4 separate regions of the Mus musculus genome follow, and regions 2, 3 and 4 are each linked to region 1. A link is a loop called in an ENCODE intact Hi-C map of the cell type or tissue named here. Cell type or tissue: heart. All regions are shown on one strand. Links, peaks and the distances in the headings refer to the core of each region. The heading gives the core; the rest is flanking DNA.

The links. A loop is a pair of places that touch in the nucleus more often than their neighbours do. Peaks named below come from ENCODE experiments on the same cell type or tissue, not always from the same donor. Only the 100,000 strongest peaks of a DNase experiment are listed, where the experiment ranks them.
Region 2: it touches region 1 in a loop (2.7-fold over the local background); 2 of 42 quality-filtered maps call a loop at or near these places.
Region 3: it touches region 1 in a loop (2.9-fold over the local background); 4 of 42 quality-filtered maps call a loop at or near these places.
Region 4: a loop joins it to region 1, with 2.3 times the contacts of the local background. A loop is called at or near these places in 2 of 42 quality-filtered maps.

Annotation. Positions count from the first base shown.
Region 1 is chr1:186,259,127-186,264,465 of GRCm38, forward strand. No RefSeq gene overlaps it. Among named protein-coding and RNA genes, the nearest start is that of Gm35201, 120 kb to the left of the region's middle. In heart, for the core only: no CTCF peak of the experiment used is centred there; DNase peaks (open chromatin) are centred at 2,595 and 5,005; H3K27ac peaks cover 2,147 bases.
Region 2 is chr1:186,194,216-186,199,554 of GRCm38, forward strand. No RefSeq gene overlaps it. Among named protein-coding and RNA genes, the nearest start is that of Gm35201, 59 kb to the left of the region's middle. In heart, for the core only: no CTCF peak of the experiment used is centred there; a DNase peak (open chromatin) is centred at 3,076.
Region 3 is chr1:186,410,977-186,416,315 of GRCm38, forward strand. It overlaps Gm35341 (a long non-coding RNA gene), which reads left to right. Exons shown (of 4, transcript XR_373803.1): 2 at 2,439-2,610. Among named protein-coding and RNA genes, the nearest start is that of Gm35341, 5.8 kb to the left of the region's middle. In heart, for the core only: no CTCF peak of the experiment used is centred there; DNase peaks (open chromatin) are centred at 1,515, 2,425 and 3,035.
Region 4 is chr1:186,179,763-186,185,101 of GRCm38, forward strand. No RefSeq gene overlaps it. Among named protein-coding and RNA genes, the nearest start is that of Gm35201, 45 kb to the left of the region's middle. In heart, for the core only: a CTCF peak has its summit at 3,003; a DNase peak (open chromatin) is centred at 3,089; H3K4me3 peaks cover 228 bases; H3K27ac peaks cover 1,695 bases.

The sequences.
Region 1 (5,339 bases), core at 182-5,181:
CATCCATCTGAGGCAGCCCACGAGACAAGGAACAGTGTGTAACTCCAAACCTATCTTTACATATAATGCAAAACAAAAGACCACAGTGAGTGTTGTCACTGCCAATCCTGGTCATGCTAGAAAAAAAAAATTGCATACAAGTGAAGCTTAGTACCCAAGGAGAAATATCCTAAGCAGTCAGGTAAATAGACCTACATAGAGTATAACACAGACTATATGAATATATACGAATATATAAATCTATAACCCCATTGAAGTGTAAGCTATTATTATTAAACATCATTCATAGCTTGAGAATCCCCTAGAATGCAACCCCCTATTGACTTACTGGGGCACACTGGTGGGATACTCACTGGAATGGGGATCTTCTCTGAGGGTATGGCCACAACATGCTAGAAGAAGTGACAACCCAATTATTCCCCAGACACACAGGTTGGAGAATAACACATGCTAAGGCTCTGTTGCCTTTGTTGCTCTTCTTTGTATTTTACAATTGTGAAGTTTACAAAGGCAATGGCAAGTCTCATAGACCTGTCTAGTCTAGAAGCACAGACAGAATGCCTAATGTGTGCTATGCATTAGCTGAACTGAGCTTAGATTCCAGAGAATGCATAGCTTCAGGGGGAGATTAAACAAATAGACCATATACCTTAGAGTTGTAAGTCCTATAACCAAAGGGAGGCTAAGGAAGATAACCCGTGAGTGGGCTGTATATTCTAGTTAATGACCATTTGCTTGCCTTCAATTTCCAGAGTATAAATTGAAATTTATTAACTATATTGCACTGAAAAAAATCTAAATTATAGACAATAAAACCCCAACAAAGGTTCATTTTGTGTTATACAGAGATGAACATCAAGAACAAATCGTCTGAGGTGGAATAAGATGGTGTTAAAGCTGGAGTCAGGAGGCTGTGATGGTTGGTGTTTTAAGAAACAGCAAGAACATAAAGGAAGGTGAACAGAGGTGTCAGGGCAGGGATGATCATAGAGGACCTTGTCAACTGACGTGTATGGATTTCCTTCCACTATAAAGAGGTCTCATTAGGCAGTTTAGACCTCAGGAGGAACACGGCTTGATTTTTGTTTTTAGAGGGCCATGGTGACTTGAGAGCTGAGTGTGGCCTGGTAAGTATGGCTGGGGCACAGTAGGCACATGGTTACTGTTCAGGTGACCGAGTATGACAGCTTAGAAGGAGTGAGAAATGATTGAGTTCACTGTGTACTTTGAAAACAGAGAGCAGACAGATGGTAGGTTCTGTGTGGAAGAGATGGAACTAAAGAATCTAAGATGGTTCCTGGATTCCCAGCTCTGCAAACTAAGAACATGGTGATGGCATGTTCTGAGGTGGGAAAGAATCCAGGAGCAGGTGTGGGGTGCAGAATAGCCCAGCTTGTGCCCTTCAACTGTGAGAGACTTATTAGATATCCAGGTTGTGTGCTGAAAGGCATTTAGGAGATTGATGCCAGAGCTTGTGAGGTCTGGGAGCCATTGCAGTAGGTTTCAGGGAAGAACCCCACCCCAAGACTCATACTGGAATCAACACAGGAAGCTGAAGTATGAAGTGACTAGGAGAGGTGACCTTAGAAATATGACCAGCCACCTCATCTCAACTACCCTCTTTCCAAGAATCCTTAGAGATATCACAGGTGACATTATATGGAGTGAAGATTTCACAAACACACCCCCTTAATTATTAAAGAATTCCAGATGTCTGTCCAGATGTTTGGGGGGGGGCACTCAGGTGGCACACTCGGGCTGGGATCAGAAAAGGAAATCTGGGACATGGGAACACACTTGTGCTTTTGATAAAAGGGACATTACCTAAACAGCTTCACCCAGGTGTTTCCAACAAGGCTCATCTAGACAGACAAGCCATGTATGCTAGAGTCCTATATATTCAAAAATAGGTCTCTGGCCCAAGTCACAGTGTGAACTTGGGAATTATTCTTTGTAGGTGTGAGAGATGTGTTGTAATGTCTAGGAAAGAATTGATGGAGAACGAAGACAAGTGACCTTGGAAGGCATGTGAGCCCAGAGCTTAGAAACAGCAGAGATACCACAGATGGGGAAGAATATAGTCAACACACAGCATGTTTTCAATAAGAGGAGAAAGAAAAGATTCCCACATTCTACAGGAGCAGTGCTAATGCAAATATACTACACTGGGGTCCTGAGTGAATCTGAATTATGCGCAGTTTGAATTATGCTCATATTGTATTTGCAGTCAAAGTGCTGTGTGGGACTACGCCTCCAGATTGTACTTTCACAGGGAGAGCCATAAAGCACACTTTCTGGCCCAGCTTCTGTTTAGGGCTCGCCCACATTCAGGAAAAAAAAAAAAAAAAAAAAAGAAGCCAAAAGCCAGCCCTTGCTTCTGGTGACTTTCACAATAGTGTTGAAATGGCATCCGCCCTTGTGATTCCACACAAGTGGTCCAAAATAGAAATGCAAGAAGTTGGGGTCCCACACCCATTCTCCACCCCATTCACATCTCCTTTTGTTTTTATGTGCCTGCTTCTGGGAGTCCTTGATCTACAGAGGGTTTCCATCCTCCTTGGCAACCCCTGACCTCTGGCAGTTTGCCCAGGGCTAAACAATGATCCAGAATCCCTTAGCCGAGAGATGAAGAAAATGTGGAGAGGATAACTCACAGGCTGCTCTCTGGATCCTGGACTCCCCATTAGTCAACAAAGCCAGCTCCAGACCTCTGTCCTGGTGTTCTAAAACATACCAGAAGTTTCTACTTAAATGCATCTTCGATATTTCTGCTTTCTCTCTCTCTCTCTCTCTCTCTCTCTCTCTCTGTGTGTGTGTGTGTGTGTGTGTGTATGTGTGTGTGTGTGTGTGCATGGGTGTGCTTGTGCTCGCATGAGCAGTTTCATGGGCATACAAAGGCCAGAGTTCAACATCAAGTGTCTTCCTTAACTTCTCTCCATCTTATTTTCTGACTCAAGGCCTCTCGTTGAACCTGTAGCAAATCGATTCCTCTCTATCGGCTGCCCACTGGGCCCCAGAGAGCTCCCTGTCTCCTCTTGCCTGGTGCTGGGATCACAGTTGTAAACCCTGTGCGTTGTTTGAACTCAGGTTCTCGTGCATGAGCAGCAAGCACTTAAGTGAGTCTCGGCCACCTGTTGCCATGCTGCCCCCTCTCCTTGAATTCAGCCTCTGAAACATTAGCCAAAATCAACTCTTTCTTCATTAAGTTGCCTCTGGTAGTGGTTTACACAGAAAGAGAAAAGCAACCAAGACAGAAACAATTCAATTTGTGAGTCATCTGACTAGCCAGTTGGCTTCTTTTATCCCAAAGGGTCAGGTCCACAGAGTCACAGATGTGCAGGAAACCTTGGACTTGCTGTGAGCATCCCTCAAAATTTTTTTTATCACACTCTCACATTACATGCCTGCTCTACTGCTGTGCAACAACATATTATGTGAACATCATATAAACTACTTACTTGTATGTGAAATATATATACATATATACATATATATATATATATATATACACACACATATGTAGTGTCTGAAGTAGAAAAGAAAAGAAAGCAACTTTCAAAACTATATGCTAATTATGACAAAACATTTAACCTCACAATTCTCTGGTATGTTTGAGAAAAGAAATGATAAAATGAAACAACCACTTGAACTTTTAAACCCAAACACTGTATTTCTTTGTAAATGTTTGTGCCTGTGGGCATGCAGTGTGTGTGTGTGTGTGTGTGTGTGTGTGTGTGTGTGTGTGTGCTTAAATTAAAGGGCAGGTACAGAATATTAAATAGGATAATTGTAAATAGCTTGGACCTTAAATATACTAAGCTATGGGAGAAACTGACCTCCATAAGAAAGAATTACAAGTCTGATCATTCATGTTCTTTCTCTAAGGGGCTGGAGTAGTTGGAGTTTATATTGGAACAAGTTTTAGATTTTCTTCTCAAGTCAAATGGATACACTGTTATTCTGTGATTTAAAATTTCTCCAAGGTAACTTAATCCTCACTCAAGTGTAGTGTCATACTTGTGAAAGGTCATAACTTCTATTGAGCATCAGAGCTGGATGTGGTGGCCACAGTGAGACTCTCCGTTCTCTTATACTCGAAGCAGGAGGACTGTGAGCTCAGGTTCAGCCTGTGTTGCAAAACAAAACAATGTCCCAAAAAACAGAGCAAACAAAACAGCAGCAGCAACAGCAACAGGAATTGTGTTGGGGAAGAAGAGATCAGACCATTGCATAACTTGTGCACTTTGTCCCAAGAAACTTCCTTTTCACTCTTAACTTCTGAGTTTCTTCACATGTAAAATGGATATTGTGGCTGAAAAGATGGCTCAGTTGCCACACAAACCTAAGGACCTGAGTTTGGATCCCCAACCTCTGTGCAAACAAAGCTGGACACTGGGTCCATACCTGTCATCCTAGCACTGAAGGGGAGGAGCCACGAGATTCCTGGGGCTTGCTAGGCAGCTAGATCTGGTAAACGAGTGAGGATTGCTGGGCATGAGAGAAGCTCTTTCAGAAAGCAAATTACAGAAAGACTAAGGAAGACAACTGCTACAGATCTCCAGCCTTTGAACATGTGCACATTCCTGCACATGCACAGGTGCACACAAACATGAAGATATAAACATATACCATATCCACAACTTAAATAAATATAGGAATAATTACATAATTTTCACACTCTCCCTGAAAAACATATAAAGGTTGATGCATTGTTGATTAAGAGGCATAGTTTGAGATCTTAGAAGAAGGGGTTTCTGTAGATGATGTATAGTGTTGTCACTATTTCATGTGAGGTTCTGCTGCATAGGTGGGATGGTCCCCTCTTTGAAGGGTCACAGAAATGAGCAAGCCCGGCCTCCAGAATGACACAACCTAATCCTCCCTACTGAACAGCTCCCTGGGTTCTGACCATTGTTCCCTGTTTCCTGGCTCTCCACAAGCCCGATCCTTAAACATTGAGCAAGCTTCTGGCTTGGAGAAGAACTAAGTGCATATTTGCCTATATTCCAAAACCAAGATGACGTACACTTCCAATCGAACAGATGTGGTCAGCCGTTGATTAGACCCAGCGGAGGAGTCTGAAACTCAGCCAGAACAGCAGAGAGTAAGAAACAGGGGTGAGCAAAGGTGAACAGATATACAATGTTTCTTCCTTCTGATTACTGGATTTTCTCTCCTTTTCCTCCTCCTCCCGTTTTACTCCTCTTCTGGCTCCTCCCTCCCTCCCTCCCTCCCTCCCTCCTTCCCTCCCTCCCTCCCTCCCTCCCTCCCTCCTTCCCTCCCTCCCTCCCTCCCTCCCTCTCTCCCTTCTCCTCCTCCTCTTCTGCCTCCAAGTTTTC
Region 2 (5,339 bases), core at 204-5,203, 65 kb before region 1:
GAGAAGAAATGTGGATACTCAGCTGGGGAAGGGCAGCACTCAAAAGTGCTGGCCAGGAGGCTTTTGACTCAGTGTAGGTCCTGGGAATGACACCTTCCTCCCAGGTTGAATGCTCTGGTCTCTTCTCTCTGGTTAGCTGTGTTACCTGTAGGCCCAATAAGGAAGGGCTTCCAGATTTTCTGTCAACTGGCTTCTTTCACATGTCAGTTTTGTCATCCCTTTCTCGCCCGTCCCTACTCTTCTGCCACAAAATGTCCCCTAGTGAGTTTCTGACCTCTCTGGTGGGAGCATTGTCTTGAACGATAGTTCTTTTCAAATATTATTGTATTTTCTTCCCCAAGACTCTATAGGGCTTTCCTTGTCCCATTTTTACAATTTTATGTAAGGACTAAATATTAGTTAATTTTGATTTTCAATTTAAATTAAAACTTGGTTTTAGCTAGTGCGTAAGTGTCTATATTATCTTCGGTACTGTGAGATGTTTCAGTGCACAGATAATGATTAATGTGTAAGGCATAGTGTAATGTTTAAATCAGAGCAAACATATCTATGCCTTTATACATTTCTTTATTATGAATATATTAAAAATTGCTTGTACTAGCTTTTTGAGCCATCCTGTGTTCTGGCCTTAATTATAGTCATCTAACTGTGTAACAGCACATTTGAACTCACCGAGTTTCTAACTGTAGCTTCGTAACTCTTGACCAACCTGTCGCCATCGCTTCTACTGTAGGAAGCTTTTGTAAAACTTTGTGCTCCAAAGCCTGGCATCTTGGAAGATTCAGTGGTGGACTGAGCGAGCAAGTAAGGTTCTGGGCAGGTGTGCTTCCTCTTACCAAGGAAACAGCCGTAACTGCCTCAGTTTGGCAGTGAGAGGTGTGGAGGTGCCAGTGTTCATCCTTACCCACTCCTAGTGAACCTTGCATTCCAGAGGACCCATGAGAAAGAGACAGCATAGGGAGGTCGAGAAAAGCCACAGGAAAGAGAAGAATTGCAAGGAGGAGGGGCAAGAAAGGCTCCGCACATCTAATTAGTAGCTTCTATCTGGGATTCTTTTCCAGTAGTTACTAGAAAATGAGGATTAAACCCTGTGGGAACTTGAGGGCTTTAACAACGGGATTTGGGGTGTTTCAGGTAATGAATCTGTAAACGGCTGTGCTGAGGTTTTAGAATTGCTTAGAGTGATGACAAATGGGCCGCCCTCTGCCCTGCATTTGATGCAGCTGTGTTCCAGCACCACCCGGCTCTCTGACTTTCCCGTGTTTCCCGGAACATCCAGGATAAGGAGTGTGCTACAGATAGCAATGGACTGTGGCTCACAGGGGTGAGAGGCAAAGCCCCGAGCATCTTCTTTCTCCTCAATTGCTAAAACCATCTGGACAACAGTCCTGCTTTCTGAGAACAGAGCAGGTACGAGGCGACAAAGTCCATTAGGTGACAATAGAAAAACAGCCCCAAGTGTCAGACCCTCCAAGTCTTTCCTGTAGTTTCCTGTATTCTGTTCAGTGTCCCTGCTAATATCTGCAAAATGGGGTTAAAGGAACAAATAACAAAACTTAAAGGGTGGTTATAAAGCTTAAAGGGGTGAACAGGGATCTGATAGTGGAGAGAGAATAACTCCAGAAATAGTTGAAATAGCTAGATTACAAAAAATAGTTGCTTGATATTTGTATCACCTCGAAGTAACTCAAGTCCTCTTTCAGTTCAGCTCCAGAATGTTCTCAGACGTCTTGTTCTCTGTTTTTTCTTTTTATATTACAGTATATCACAATATATTGTATTTTATATTATGCATAATATTATGTATAATATATAGTATCTTATATAATGCAGTATAATTGCTACTGTAGTATGGATATGTTTTATTGTATTTCTTAATATTATTTTTTTCTTTTGTCTTTTCTCAGTTATATATTATTGACCCTATGTCAAACAATTTTACTTCTAGTGTTATATGTTACATTTATTACTATGTTACTAACAAATGGTCAGGTAGTTTTATTAATGTTGCTTCAAGTAATGTTTACCCAGACTGTTCTTGTTCCATTTCTCTATGAATATATACTTAAGGGTCGTTCAAATACTTTGTTATATATTGTTGTTTTCTCTCTGTGTGTGTGTACACACACATACTATGCAGACATGCACAAACACGCTCACACACAGAGAGACACCTGATTTTTAGATTTTAAATTACCTACCACGTTTCCATGAGGAAAAAAATTTAAGAGTCAAGAATTAGGAGCTAGCTTCAGAGGCCTATGGGATTTTGCCTTTACTTTGACTTAATTAATATATAATTACTTTATTTCCTGTCTTCTTCTTTCCCCTTTCATTCTCATGTCACTCTCCCCTTTTCCCTCCCAAGTTCATGGCCTCCTCCTCTTCTTTAACCATTGTTGTTACATATAAACATTATTATAGAAATAGAAGCTGCTGAGTCCATTCAATGTTACCTACATGGATGGTCCTAGGGCTGATACTTGCTATTAGATAACTCGTCATGGACTTCATTCCTGAGAGACTAATTCTCTATCCCTTGTTGTTAATTGCTTGTAGCCCTTCCTCTAGTGATGTAGCCCCTTGAAATTTTCCCTTTTGTTTTGAGATGTCCACTGTTTGGAATTCACAATCTCATACCAGATTTCCTGGTCCTCTAGATCTTTCTATCTTTATCCCTCCCCTTCTGAGATGTTTCCTGAGTCTTGGGTTCAGGAGTTGTGGTATTGTGTGGATTTGTTATTTAGGGATGGGTAGCCCATTATCAGTTGAACTCTGTATCAGGACCAGCTGTGGCTTTCTGTAATGGATTCTAGCTCTTGCAGAAAGAAACCCCCTTGGTGAGGGGCAATACCTACTATTACCCTGGGGAATAAGGCTGTAGTCAGAGTGCAGTTAGGACTCATACTGTTTGAGGAAAATGACAGCAGTTGGTTCTCTTCTTGGGTCTGTGAGCTTTCCAGCCATAGGCAGCTGACTAGGTTTCCAGTGCCAGACATGGTTTCCCTCCTGTTATCCCACCCTCACTCCAGTGAAACAGCTGTTGGTTGTCATCATTTCGGCCTCCTGGATCCCTTTCCAGGCCAGCCAGTCATTGTTTCAGGCTGTGGCTTCACAGCTTGGGTAGGGTTTCTGATGGCTCCTCTCCCTGGCAGCTCACATAGCACATCCTGATAGTATGAGAGCCACTCTTCAGGGTTGAGGCTTCCGGTTAAGCTCCAGCTTTATTCTTCTAAGTCCTGTATCCAATGTATATCCCACTTCAGCAACAGGATCATACCTCTAAATTCCAGAGGCAACCAATGGCAAAGACCGCAGTAGCCTTTATTAGCTTTGTTGAGGGGCAGTTCTCTTGGACTCCCCTAACTAATAGCTCAAGAGGGGTTTTCTCTTGCACATACTGGAGGTTTTGTTAGGTAGTTCATGGCTCTTAGGAGTAGGTTTTTTTCAAGGTTGTCACAACAACAACTCATAATATGGAACCACAAAGAATTAGTCATTGTATGAACACATGTTATTTTTTCTAGATTGTAAACCTATAGATTGGCTTACATTAATATTTCTGCATCTGGTTTTAAAACCTGTTCTATGGAAATTCTGGGTCCAGGGAATCTTCTTATGTGGACATAGATGTGAGTAGCCATGGTTGAGAAACGTGAGAGTCACAAGGACACATACACAGCTCACATGGTTTCTGCATGCAATGGACCCATGAGCATCACCTGTCTAGCTTTCTATCAAGAGGGTCAGAGGACAGTAATGAATATTGTGAGCAACAATACAGCCTACTACAGATTTTCCTTCCCATTCCCCCTAATCCTGAACTACAACTCTTCCAACCCCCACTGACCTCCTATTGCTATTATCATGGGGCAAATATTTGCAAGACTATATTGTCTATACCCTCTCATGTCTGTGCTCATGATTCTGCCGCTTAGCGTGCTCCAAGTACATACCCTCCTGTACTTATCATTTCTATAGTTAGCAAGTAAATTAATTTTATTTTATTTTCTTCTTGATCTCCTTTCTAATAACAGGGGTTGAACCCAATAACTTGCAGATGAGAGAAAGCACCCTACTCATGAGCTAGAGCCCTAATCATATTTGATCTTTATTTTGAAACAGAACCTCTATCAACTCCTGTTGTAGAATTCACTGTTTACACAGATACCTTCCCATTTGCAGTCCCCTTCTCTCAGAGTACCTGGGTGGCTGGAATCTCAGGTGTACCACAATGTGCATCTTTCCCATGTTGTTATGAAACCATTATGAAACTATCCTTGCCCTCTCTGCCAGCACGCTGAAGTTCCTCACTGTTGTTCTTCCCACAGAATCCTGCCTTGGTCTGATTGTTCCCAGGTCAGCTGGCTGCCTGCCACCTGTCCAGGCACAGAGCTGTCCTCTCAGTTTTCAGTCCCCTCTGAGTCCCTGTCTTCCCCATCTGCTGTTGGATCTGTCATTCTCCATGTCCATGGATTCTTCACCTATGTTTACTTCCTTACTTTCATAAATAACATTTTCTGTGGGAATTCCTTTTAAAAAGTGCAGCAGAGATCAATTTTTGAGATTCTGCCTGTTTAAAAATAACTTATTGTTTCTAATTTTTTTAATTAACATGTACTTACATCATTTTCCCTCTTCCCTGTATTCTTTCTAACCCTTTTGACACATTGCCCCCTCATTGCTCTCTTTCAAATTCTCAGCTTCTATTGATTTACTTTCTTTAATTTTTTAAATTAAATAATTAATTTAATTATTTAACATATATAGTGACTGAGTAGAATACACACACAAATTATATATATATATATATATATATATATATATATATATATATATATATATATATATATATACATACACACACACACACACACACACACACATATGACCTGCTCAGTCCTTATAATGTTACTTGTATGTATATGATTTCAAGGCAGATCACTTGGTATTGGATAACCAGTTATGGGGCTCTCTCATAAGGAAAGCTCTTTCTTCCATGCTCAGCACTCTTTAGTTGTCCGTAGCGCTTTGTCTAGGGTTGAAGCCACTTGAGATCCCCCCCATCCGTGTTAGCTTGTCTATTGGTGTCATCTTTCTTCATATCTTTCTATTATTACAACATTTAATTTTTAGCTAAATTAGGTCTGAATTTCTAGAGACTGTTCCTTCATGACTTCAGGAAAATTTACTCATCGCCACTGTTTTTTTCCCCCCTTATATCACTAGATTTCACTAGTGTTAATAAAATACTATTTTAAAACCAAATCTCTATGTTTTGTGAGATGTTGTGAACAGCTCTGTACGGAACCCCCTCTCTGTTTCCCTCTACGGAAGAT
Region 3 (5,339 bases), core at 207-5,206, 150 kb after region 1:
AAATCTTGCTGGTGCAGAGGCAGGGTCTAGATAAGATGAGTGCTATGTCCCAATTTGATGTCTATTTGTCAGTTAAAAAACATTGTAGGAATAGGGATGTGGCTTCACCGGTAGAATGCTCGCTTGGCACACACAAAGGCTAGGTTTCATCTCTGGAACTGAATGAAGTTGGTAGGAGACTGAGGCAAGAGGATCAAGACTTCAAAGTCCTCAACTACAAAGAGACTTCAAGGCCAGCATGAGATGTCATCTCAATGAAAAGAGAAGAAAATCAATGATTCCATAAATCCATCAAACACATCTGCTCACACGCAGAGAGGAGTTAAAGAGAAGAAGGCAGGTGGCTTGGTCCTATATGGTAGGTACCAATTCTCATTGGAACAATTGGAAGTTTTCTCAATTCCATCTGTCATCAGATAATTCCTAAGGCCTTACCCAGAATGGTTTTGTTTGGAACTGAGACTGAAGGAAGGACCATCCAGAGACTGCCCCACCCGGGGACCTTTCCCATAAACAACCACCAAACCCAGACACTATTGCAAATGCCAACAAGATTTTGCTGACAGGAGCCTGATATAGCTGTCTCCTGTGAGGATCTACCAGAGCCTGGCAAATACAGAAGTGGATGCTCACAGTCATCTATTGGATAGAGCACAGGGTCCCCAATGAAGGAGCTAGAGAAAGTACCCAAGGAGCTGAAGGGGTCTGCAGCCCTATAGGAGGAACAACAATATGAACTAACCAGTACCCCCAGAGCTCCCTGGGACTAAACCACCAATCAAAGAAAACACATGGTAGGACTCATGTCTCTAGCTGCATATGTAGCAGAGGATGGCCTAGTTGGCCATCAATGGGAGGAGAGGCCCTTGGTCTTGCAAAGATTCTATGCCCCAGTATAGGGAAATAGGCCAGGAAGTGGGAGTGGGTGGGTTGGGGAGCAGGGGGATGGGGGAAAGGAATAGGGGATTTTTGAAGAGGAAACAGAGAGGGGGATAGCATTTGAAATGTAAATGAAGAAAATATCTAATTTAAAAAAGAGGAAAAAATGTTTGAAGTAACTGTGAAAGCATATGGGCCGGCAAGTCAGGTTAGACACTGAAGCATCTGTGAAGATGGCGACTCTCATCCTCACAGCTCGACCCTCCTCCCTCCCATTCCTACCTTCACCACCTCTTTTTCCAAATATAGTTATAATCACCAATCCCTGTGCTTAGCCGAGTCCCCACTCCCTAGTACAACCACACTTGACTTTCCATCTCTCATGGTGATTTCTCCACAAGAGACATGAGACCAGCCAGAGGGGACACTGGCTACCCTTACAATTCCCATGAAGCAATGGAGGTGAGGTACCGCAGCTAGCCTATCACCAGGTACTTGGCAGAAGGTCTTGGGTGACTTGGCTTCCATTCTGTAGGCCCCTCCCCTTCCCAGTCCACTTCCAAGAGCAGGTCCAAGAGATGATGACATCAATGAGACTTGCAGATATGATCCCTCCAAAAACAATCCCAGGAGGAATTGTCCAGATGGGAATTTCCAGCTGAGCCTGGAAATAATGCAGGCCACCATGGCATCTGAGTGTGTGAGTGTTGGGTGTGGGTGGCAGGGTGTGCTCATTTGTTTGGACATGTGTAAAGGTCAGAGGCTGATGTCTGGATGCCCTTCTCAATGACTTCTTTACCTTACCATTCTCTCTGAGCTCGGCACTTGCTATTTCAACTAGACAGACTGGCCAGCCACCTCCCTTAACCTCATGCCTTGCTTCAGCCCCCATGTGTTAGGGTTACAAATGCTAAATGCACTTTTACAAGCCCTAATTTTTTTTCTTTATTGCACAGAAATGGAGTGTAGAATTCACTGCATATTTTATCCAATAAGAAGCTATCCAGCTTTTGGCATGTAATAGACAGCTTTCGTACAAGTCCAATAGTTTTGCAAAACAGACTCACATTTAAACTTAAAGAATTATTCTCTCTCTCTCTCTCTCTCTCTCTCTCTCTCTCTCTCTCTCTCTCTCTCTCTCTCCCTCCCTCCCTTCCTCCCTCCTTCCTTTCTAACTCTGCATCAAGATCTAATTGCATACACCAGGCCAGATGTTGCATATTAATATCATGATAACCACTACTGTTATGACTTCCTACAGCATTTTTCTTTCTTGTAGCTAATCTTTTCAAAAGCCAAGCCTCATTATTTTAAGGTCCCTACCTAAACAAAACATTTGCTTTTGCACTTAAGGCTGTCAGGAAACACTGTGGGTGGAGCAGAGGAGACCAGCCTGTCTTCTAGGCCTCATGAAGTCACTGAGAGCAGCCTACAGAGCGGGGGACACCCTCCTTATGCAAGCGAGGGAAAAAGGCTGACATCCCTAAACCAGGGTGAAAATGTGCTCACTTCTGAAAATAATATGTCTTTGGTTTCAATTCATATTCAACCCTTTCAAGGATCTCGAAGAAACAGCGCAGGAGCCGGGCTCCGGTTCCCCGATGAATTGAGCGTTTGTTGCCTTGGAAAAAGATCCATCCTGTGGGGGTGTCCGTGGCAGCTGACTGACTCCCAGAAAGGATGAAGGATTACAAACCGGGCTCCAGTTGGATGTGATTTCAGCCGAGTGTGGTATTATTTTTCCTTTATGGTTAACAGCCTTGTGCTTTTCCTCCCCGTGAGAACAGGAGGTAGAGCACGCGTGACCCAGGCTCCACGTGGAGCCCCCCCCCCCCCCAGGAAGGGCACTGCGGGCCTGCGGCTCTAGATGTGTGGCATTTCCCTGATGCTCCCTAAGAGCCGGCCAGCACTGCCTGTGGTTTTTCCAGGTGGTGCTTAAAACATGCCTCGCTGAAGCCCACTTGAAACCTTAGGAAAGCTCTCTGTGAATCGTGTTCTTTCTGGGGATGACTGTGGGATTTATAAGCGAATTCATCACTTTGGACCAGGCTCCAGTATGAAGAAACACAACCAGCTGTAATCTGGCCTAACCCTAATAGAGTATTACAGCATGATCAACTTGGGAATTTAGTGTTTACATGTTTAGGCTTAATCATATTTTAACCCCATCAAATCGGCCACACGCAGGAATAGTTTGCTGCCGTACACTTCCCTGCAAGTGCGGATCGCAAGGCACTGGGTGTTGCCTTTGGGCCCAAGTGTCTTGATGGTGGTTATGGCATCTTTCCCTAGCTCTGACCTTAGCACCAAGAGGATGGCTTCTGCCAAGATATTACAGGCCACATTCCCACAGGCCTGGTGCTCACATCCTACCGAGTCACACCACTGGCATGTTAACCATTCCTCTGCCAGTAGCCATCAACAGCCAGTAGCGATTTAAGGATATTCTGCGGGCTGGGATGTTGACTGGCCTTTTCTTGCATAGGTGTTGTGCAGGCAAGATTGACTCCCAGAACTGGGCAAATCTTTATACACCTTCTCGGCATTTCATTGGCTCTCAAGCTTCTCAGCATCTCATTGGCTGAGAAGTAGCCAGACAGGAGACAGCTGTCTCTTTCTCCTTGGCGTCAACGATCTCTAGCCATGCCGGTAGATCCTAGGTTTGGCTCAGGGAGGAAGTATCAGTGACTCGTGTGCCAGCATTGTAGCGGGCCTGCTTGGCTAAGTTCCAAGACAGGGGTGGGAGATGCTCAGGGCTGTTGCTTGTGATCCCCAACAAGACCCTTGGGGGGCCAGGTTAAAAATCAACAACACAGATTATGGGAGTCAGGCAAGCCGCGGGTTGGCTCGGGAAGGAAGTATGTGCTCGCGGGTTAGTATTGTGGCTGGGCCTGCTTGGCTAAGCTCTGCTGTACAGAGAGTCCCTTCATTCCCAGTTCTTTTTCCTCCCTCCCCCCACCCCCCTGCTCGGTTTGCTGCTGTGCAGCGTAGGGATCTCTGGTCCACCCATGTGTGGAATAGCCTACTGACCTAACTTCCCCTTCCTTTCACTGTCTTAATGGCAGCAGTCACAGTAATTCATCCCCGGAAGTGACGTCGATTGGGCTGCTTCTCTGTTTCAAAGTCTTTGCTCTTTACTTTTAGTTTACAGAGATAAATGAGGCCATTTTCATGTAAGGACACAATGTACTTTGAGCCTATTTTCCCTGTACCCCACTGCCCTGTCTCCCTTCCCCCTAGTCCTCTCTGTTCCCCGATAGCTCTCTTACTTCCACGCCACTGGAGTTTGTTTCTGGTATCACACATCTGTAACATCTAGGGTCCACAAATGAGACAACGCACTACAGCCCCACTCTTCTCTGTGCTTTGTTGGTAAACACCTTGGTTGCATCAAGTTTGCGAGACTTGGAGTAAAGTAACTGCAGCTTATACTCTAGCAGGACTCTAGGTTGTAGCGTGGCGCCCGTCACACAGAATATAGGTTTATAGAATACAAGATACCTTCAAAGCCTAGGTTAAGCATTTTCATTTGTTTCATAAATACTAGAGAGGTATTATCAGCGTCATACTTAATTGCTAACTATTGAATGACCTACTAAGCCATTCTCAGGAGTGACACAGGGTTTAGAATAACCCTTGCAGATGGTGTGGCCCTCCCCCAACATTATAACCAGCAGGCACACCAGAGAGGGCAGCATGTTCTCCTGACGAGGCTGGACTGGGTGGCATGGGAATGACGAATGGGTCTAAAGCCTCAGACCCATTGTCACTCTGACTCTTTAGGACAGAGACCCTGAGGACAGTTCCCGGCAGCTGTGTGTGTGCACCAGTTCACTGTAGGAAAGGATGCTTAATCTTACTCATTTCCTCTCACCTGAGGGAAATCTCCCTATGTCACCCAAGGTTACTTCCTGTCATAGGGGACATCCATGGTTTTGGTCCCTTTGTTGTGTTTTGTAAAAGAAGAAGAAGAAGAAGAAGAAGAAGAAGAAGAAGAAGAAGAAGAAGAAGAAGAAGAAGAAGAAGAAGAAGAAGAAGAAAAAGAAGAAGAAGAAGAAGAAGAAGAAGAAGAAGAAGAAGAAGAAAATAAAGCAAAGGATATGTTTTGGTATAGGTGCTGTATGGTGTGGGGGAAGAGGATGCATCTGCGAGCCCATGCTGAGGCATCCCTTCCCCCTGAGGTACCAGACACATGAAAGTATAGTATAGAATAGAGTTTATTTAGGGCATAGGGGAGAGTTGATGGAGTGGTAGGAACAGAGAAAGGCAGAGAGAGAGAGAGAGGAGGAGGAGAGGTTGGCCATGAGCACATGGAGAGAGGGTGGAGGGGAATGGGGAGAGAAGGGACAAAGAGGGAAGAGAAGAGAGAAAGAGAAAAGCAAGAGGAAGAGAGTGAGGAGGGGGGCCAGCAGTTCCTTTTATAGTGAGTCAGGCACACCTGGCTGTTGCCAGGTAACTGT
Region 4 (5,339 bases), core at 164-5,163, 79 kb before region 1:
AGCCAAGGCTGGCCCTGGACTCCTTATTCTCCTGCCTCTAGTCCCTGAGTTATACCACCACATCTGGTTTGCATTTTCTTGATGATTAATGATATTGCATGCGTTTTCATGTATTTGGTAGCCATTTGTGTTTCTTCTCTGAAGGAAAGTCTATAAAACCTTTTGCTACTTTTGAATTGGGCTAGTGTCTTTTTATGAATATATCATGATATTTCTTTATATGTTTTGGTATTAATAAGAGTTTATTAGATATTTGATCTGCTTTGAGTGGTACTAATGTTTTATGCTTGTACTTGCTAGATTCATTTTTGTTTGTTGGTAGTGCTATGGAGTGCACCAGGATCTCAAGTACTCCCTGGTAGCAATCACTTATTGTTATAACTATGTTTTGATTGTGGGTTTTATTTTGTGTGGTACAATATTTTTGCATATAACACATTGGCCTTGAACTTCCAATCCTCTTTCCTCAGCCTCCTGAGTACTGAGATAATGGGTATGCCTCGCCAAACCTGGCAGCTACTATCTTTGAATGAGTGTTCAGGTTGGAAGATCCTTTGGCCTGGTAGAGCATAGCCCTGGCAATCCATCTGGACCAGCTGGTTCTGGATTGGTTCACTCTTAGCCTGAAACAGGTATCATTCCTATTTCTCTTGTTGGCATTGGCCTGAACTGGTCATAACTATCACAGGCGATGGGAGCAACCAAAATTGAACATAAAGGGAGACCCTCATGGATTCATAGGGTTCTTGAAGAAATTAGGCAGATCATGAAAGTGTAAGGGAGGAGAGGCTAGGAGAGGTGAGCAGGGAGAAGAGGTGAACAATGTTTTATTCATAACTATACTGGCTTTGCCCTCAATCTGGCTTTGACCTGTCTTTGAACATACGTTGGATGTGTTATTTGCCATTTCATTCAAATGTTCACTTCTGTTCCACAGTCAAGCACGTGGGTGATCTTTTCATCCAAGGAAATGTAAGCTCAGAGGTTACATAACTCACCAACTGAAGCCTTATTCCTATAAGGACAGAGAGGTAATGAACCTTCCGTTTATATTTTCTCATTATAGATTAATAAAGGAGGATGCAGATATTCAAAGAGGCAAAGCTATCATAACCACAGTCAGACCTGCTGAGCGTAGGCTTTGATCTGTTAATGCCAATCTGTTTGAAGCATCAAAATAGAAAGGGGCAGGGAAGGAAGGGCAAGATTAGGAATCTAAGCCTTTGAAGTGTCTGCCCTGTGAAAGCCATCTGTAAAACTGTAGGCTGCGTCCCTGTCCCATCAAATCAGACATAATCTTAGTTTACTTAAAGAGACCCTGAAGCTGGTAGCTCACTTTACAGATGGCACGCTGTGCTGTGGAAGAGAAGTCTCCCCACAGGTAGGAACCTAGAACCAGTGGAAATTGTTAAAATGCTACTTTAAAGTAAACTCTACTATTGAGACATTTGAAAAAGACACTAAGCCAGTGTTGAATCAGGCTCGGCCCCACTCCAGTCACCCCATGTTGTGCAAAACAGTGGTCCGTGCCCTGCCTTGAGAGAGACTGTTTCACCTGCAGCTTTTGAATCCAGACTGAAGATGAAGGATGATTGCGCACTTCAGTGTACATACAAATGGCTCGCTCTGTCAGCCAATGAGGCACAGGCTGATGAATGATTGGTTCCTGGAAGGAGAAAACATGCTACCATATGTAATTAAGGTACATTGAGATGATCTAAGCACATGAGCTTATTTCAATCATATCAGGAAAGCACCCAGCCTTAGGAAAGAGGAAACTTCCTCACCTGGAACATATAATACTGCCATGTACAGTGGTGACTCTGCTGATCTGTCACCTGATACCTTGTGTGTGCTTTAAAGGGACAACAGGCAGGGAACATTCCAGCATCCCAGGGTCTTCAGCTTGATTTGCCTTCACTGGTGACACAGTCTGTTTTAACTGTTCTCTCTGTTTGCTATTTGTACAGTGTAGAATTCTGCAGTGGTAGCCATGTGTAACCTAACATAAGTTTTATGTCTATATAGTATTGATATATTTACTGTGTAGTGTGTGTGTGTGGTATAATTGCTGTTGTAATGTGTGATCTGAGCTTAGAATAAAAGAACCTATTTCTTCAGCCAGCTACCTGGAGACTTTGGGACTCCTTGACAAATGTTGCCAATAAAACCAACCTAGCTGATTGTTATTTAATAAAGCCCAGCACTGTGAAAAGATACAAATGTGGCTGTGTTTACAAGTCAGCGAGCTCACAGCAGTTCGCCCAGATCTCTCCTTTTCAGAGATGGTGATAAAGCTATATTGACTTCGTAAAACAGATAAAGAAATTGGAGTGAGAAATACAAGATATTGAGTCAGCACAGCCAGGGATCAAGATGTTCCCTGGAGTCTTTTTGTGTGATCACGTCCCATAGCCAAGTTCACTTATCCAAGAGGAACAAGTGATTAGCCAGTTCTTTTTTTCTTTCTTTCTTTCTTTTTTTTTTTTTTTTTAAATGAACTTTGGCACTCAGCAAAATGAATGTGGAAGACATATGGCTGGGTCCTGTGGCCAAAGTCAGAATTGAAAATTTTTCCCTTTCAGGTCGTTGGCAATCTAGCTTGAGAGCCCCTGGCCAGCTAGAGGTTTGTCCTCTCTCTGTCCTGTGTTCTGCTTAGCATTTCTTTGGCTCTTTCTGAATCAGTGAATGATATCTGCCTTTACAGTAGAGAGAAATTTGTCATTTTGAGATTGGTAATATGTCAGCGACTCCATGCCCTACCTACAGCACACGCTAGCTGCAGGGACTGTGGGAGCAGGCACCGTGCCTATCTCCATGTCTACAGGAGTAGACAACAACGTCCTCCCTAACTCCTGACCCCTGCAAAGGGCTTCCCCGAGATGAGAGCTGCGCTACACAGTTATTTATGAGACGTTAACCTTCGATCATTTCCAAGGCACAACAAAGCCTTCTTCTCTGGGTTACTTATTTATTTATGCCAGCATTACAGTACTTCATTATTGCCACAGGGGGAACCGTCGGCTTAATTTTGCTTCGGAGACAGTGCTGCTGAAGTCATTCGGCTAATGATTTATGCCCCGCGTGACTGGGCAGTCGTCTGTGCTTGCTGATTATATCTTGTTTACTGTTTATAACCAGCAGTCATTATGCCACCGAAGGCCCCTGCCAGCTCACCGCGTTTATTTATCCCTGTGGATCTTTAGATACGCTGGTTAGTATAGAAAACTTTTGAATGGTTTAGTATTTTTTAAAAGCCCCAGAAGCTGTGAATTAAACCACTGTGCTCTCTGCCTCACGGGAGAAAGAGTTTGTTGAGAGTGAGCGGTGAACAGCACGCCCCCATCCCCCAGCTCTCCTGCTTGCTTCTGGTTTGATCAGAAAGAAAGCCTGAGTGCTTTTCAGGAATATGGGGCTGTGACTCCGTCATCAGTTTTGGGTTCTGAGATCACAGGTTTTTCCCCTTGGCTGCCGCAGATTTTACCATATTAAGGAAACAGTTTGCTTAGAGAAATGCTGCACGTGTATACAGGTATACAGGCTAGGTTTGGTGGCTGGCAGGACTCACCCATTTAGCCCTGGGGCCAGCCTCTGTGAACAAAACCTTTACAACCAGCCTGCAAGATTTTTTTTTCTTTGTTCTGAGATGCACAGGGCAGATGAACCACATGGACAGGCAGAGAAAGGGACGGTTTGTATAACGTGGCAACATGTTTCCGCACTGGGAGGTGGCGAGGCATCCTTCACTCTGATTTGTGAGACAAATTCCCTCCTCGATGGGCGCTGGAATTCACCAATGAGTCTAAATGGTCTATAAGCCCCAGGCACCTGCCTAGATCTGCTCCTCAGGGCAGAGAATGACACCACACCTGACTTTTCTACTAAGGGGTTGGGGATCTGAACTCTGGTCCTCACGTTTGCCTGGCAAGCTCTTTACCCACTGAGCTATTCTGCTTGCCCTTTGCAACGATCATGTACAAATGCCTGTCTTGACACTGTTCCCACTCAGAGAGAAGGAAGGAAAACCTTACTGTTCTTGTGAGCAGCCGCAGACCAATCTGGATGACTGGTTCTGAACTTAGCTTTCTCCATCGAAGCTGTTGGCTGCCGAACCCTCCCCGCTCCTCCCCCCACTTTCCTTTGCTTTTACTTTTACATAGTTCTCTCTCTCTCTCTCTCTCTCTCTCTCTCTCTCTCTCTCTCTCTCTCTCTCTCTGCCCCTGGAATAGCTTCATATCTCTGCTCCTTAGTCAGCCAGTTCAGCCTGGTCACAGAGCTGCTTTCTCTGTAGACTGGTGATCCAGTTGAACAATGAGTGCTTGCCCAGGGAACTCAGGCACCTCACATTGAACAAAACACAGGGCACAAGGCAAGAGTTGTTTCTGACAACAGGTTTAGATATGAGAATAAAATCCCTCAACTGCTATAATGCATGTGGACAATTCAACCAAAAAAAAAAAAAAATCAGGAATTGAGTACATCAGTTTGTACGTAGAGAGCCAGGGCCAGTCTCTAAGGATGGGAACAAAACTGTTCCCATGTTTCAGTGTTATAATTTGAACATCTGTATATAACTTTAGTCCCAGAGAGTCCCCTGACACTGTCTTCTATATCAAAAACGGCCAGACACAAAAAGGAAATATATGTGATGTGTGTGTGTCTGCACGTGCGTGTGTGTCTTTAAAACACAAACCAAAGAGTAATAACAACTGTTTGATTCTCCTCATGACTCTATTTTCCTCACACAGATGCAAACCTTGAGCATAAATATTTGCAATATTATAACACATGGGGATATGGAAGCCATCTTATTTAGACATCATTTCTCCCTGGAAATACTATTCTGGTTTGTCAGGAGTTTTCGTTCATGTGTGTTTTCATTTAGTCTTATAATTACTCCTTCTAAGAAAGTAAAATGAAACTAACAAATTTTGGTGCAAATTACTCTGAAACGTCATTAAAGAATTTTATCACTATTTTAGAAATGGAATCTTATACAGCTTACCTCAGATAGCTGGCCAATCTTTTCTGCTTTTAAAATTCAAAATGTAACTAAATTACAAGTTATTTCAAAGTCTCTCTCTCTCTCTCTCTCTCTCTCTCTCTCTCTCTCTTTCTCTCTCTCTGCCTCTCTCTCAAACACACAGATACATACACAGATACACACAGACAGACACAAAGATACACAGACACACACAAACACAAAGATACACAAACACAAACACAGACACACACAGAGACACACATACAGACACACACAGACACACACACACACAGAGACAGACAGACACACACACACAAGGCAAAAGCAAGTAAATGAAAGAAATCACCAATATTAC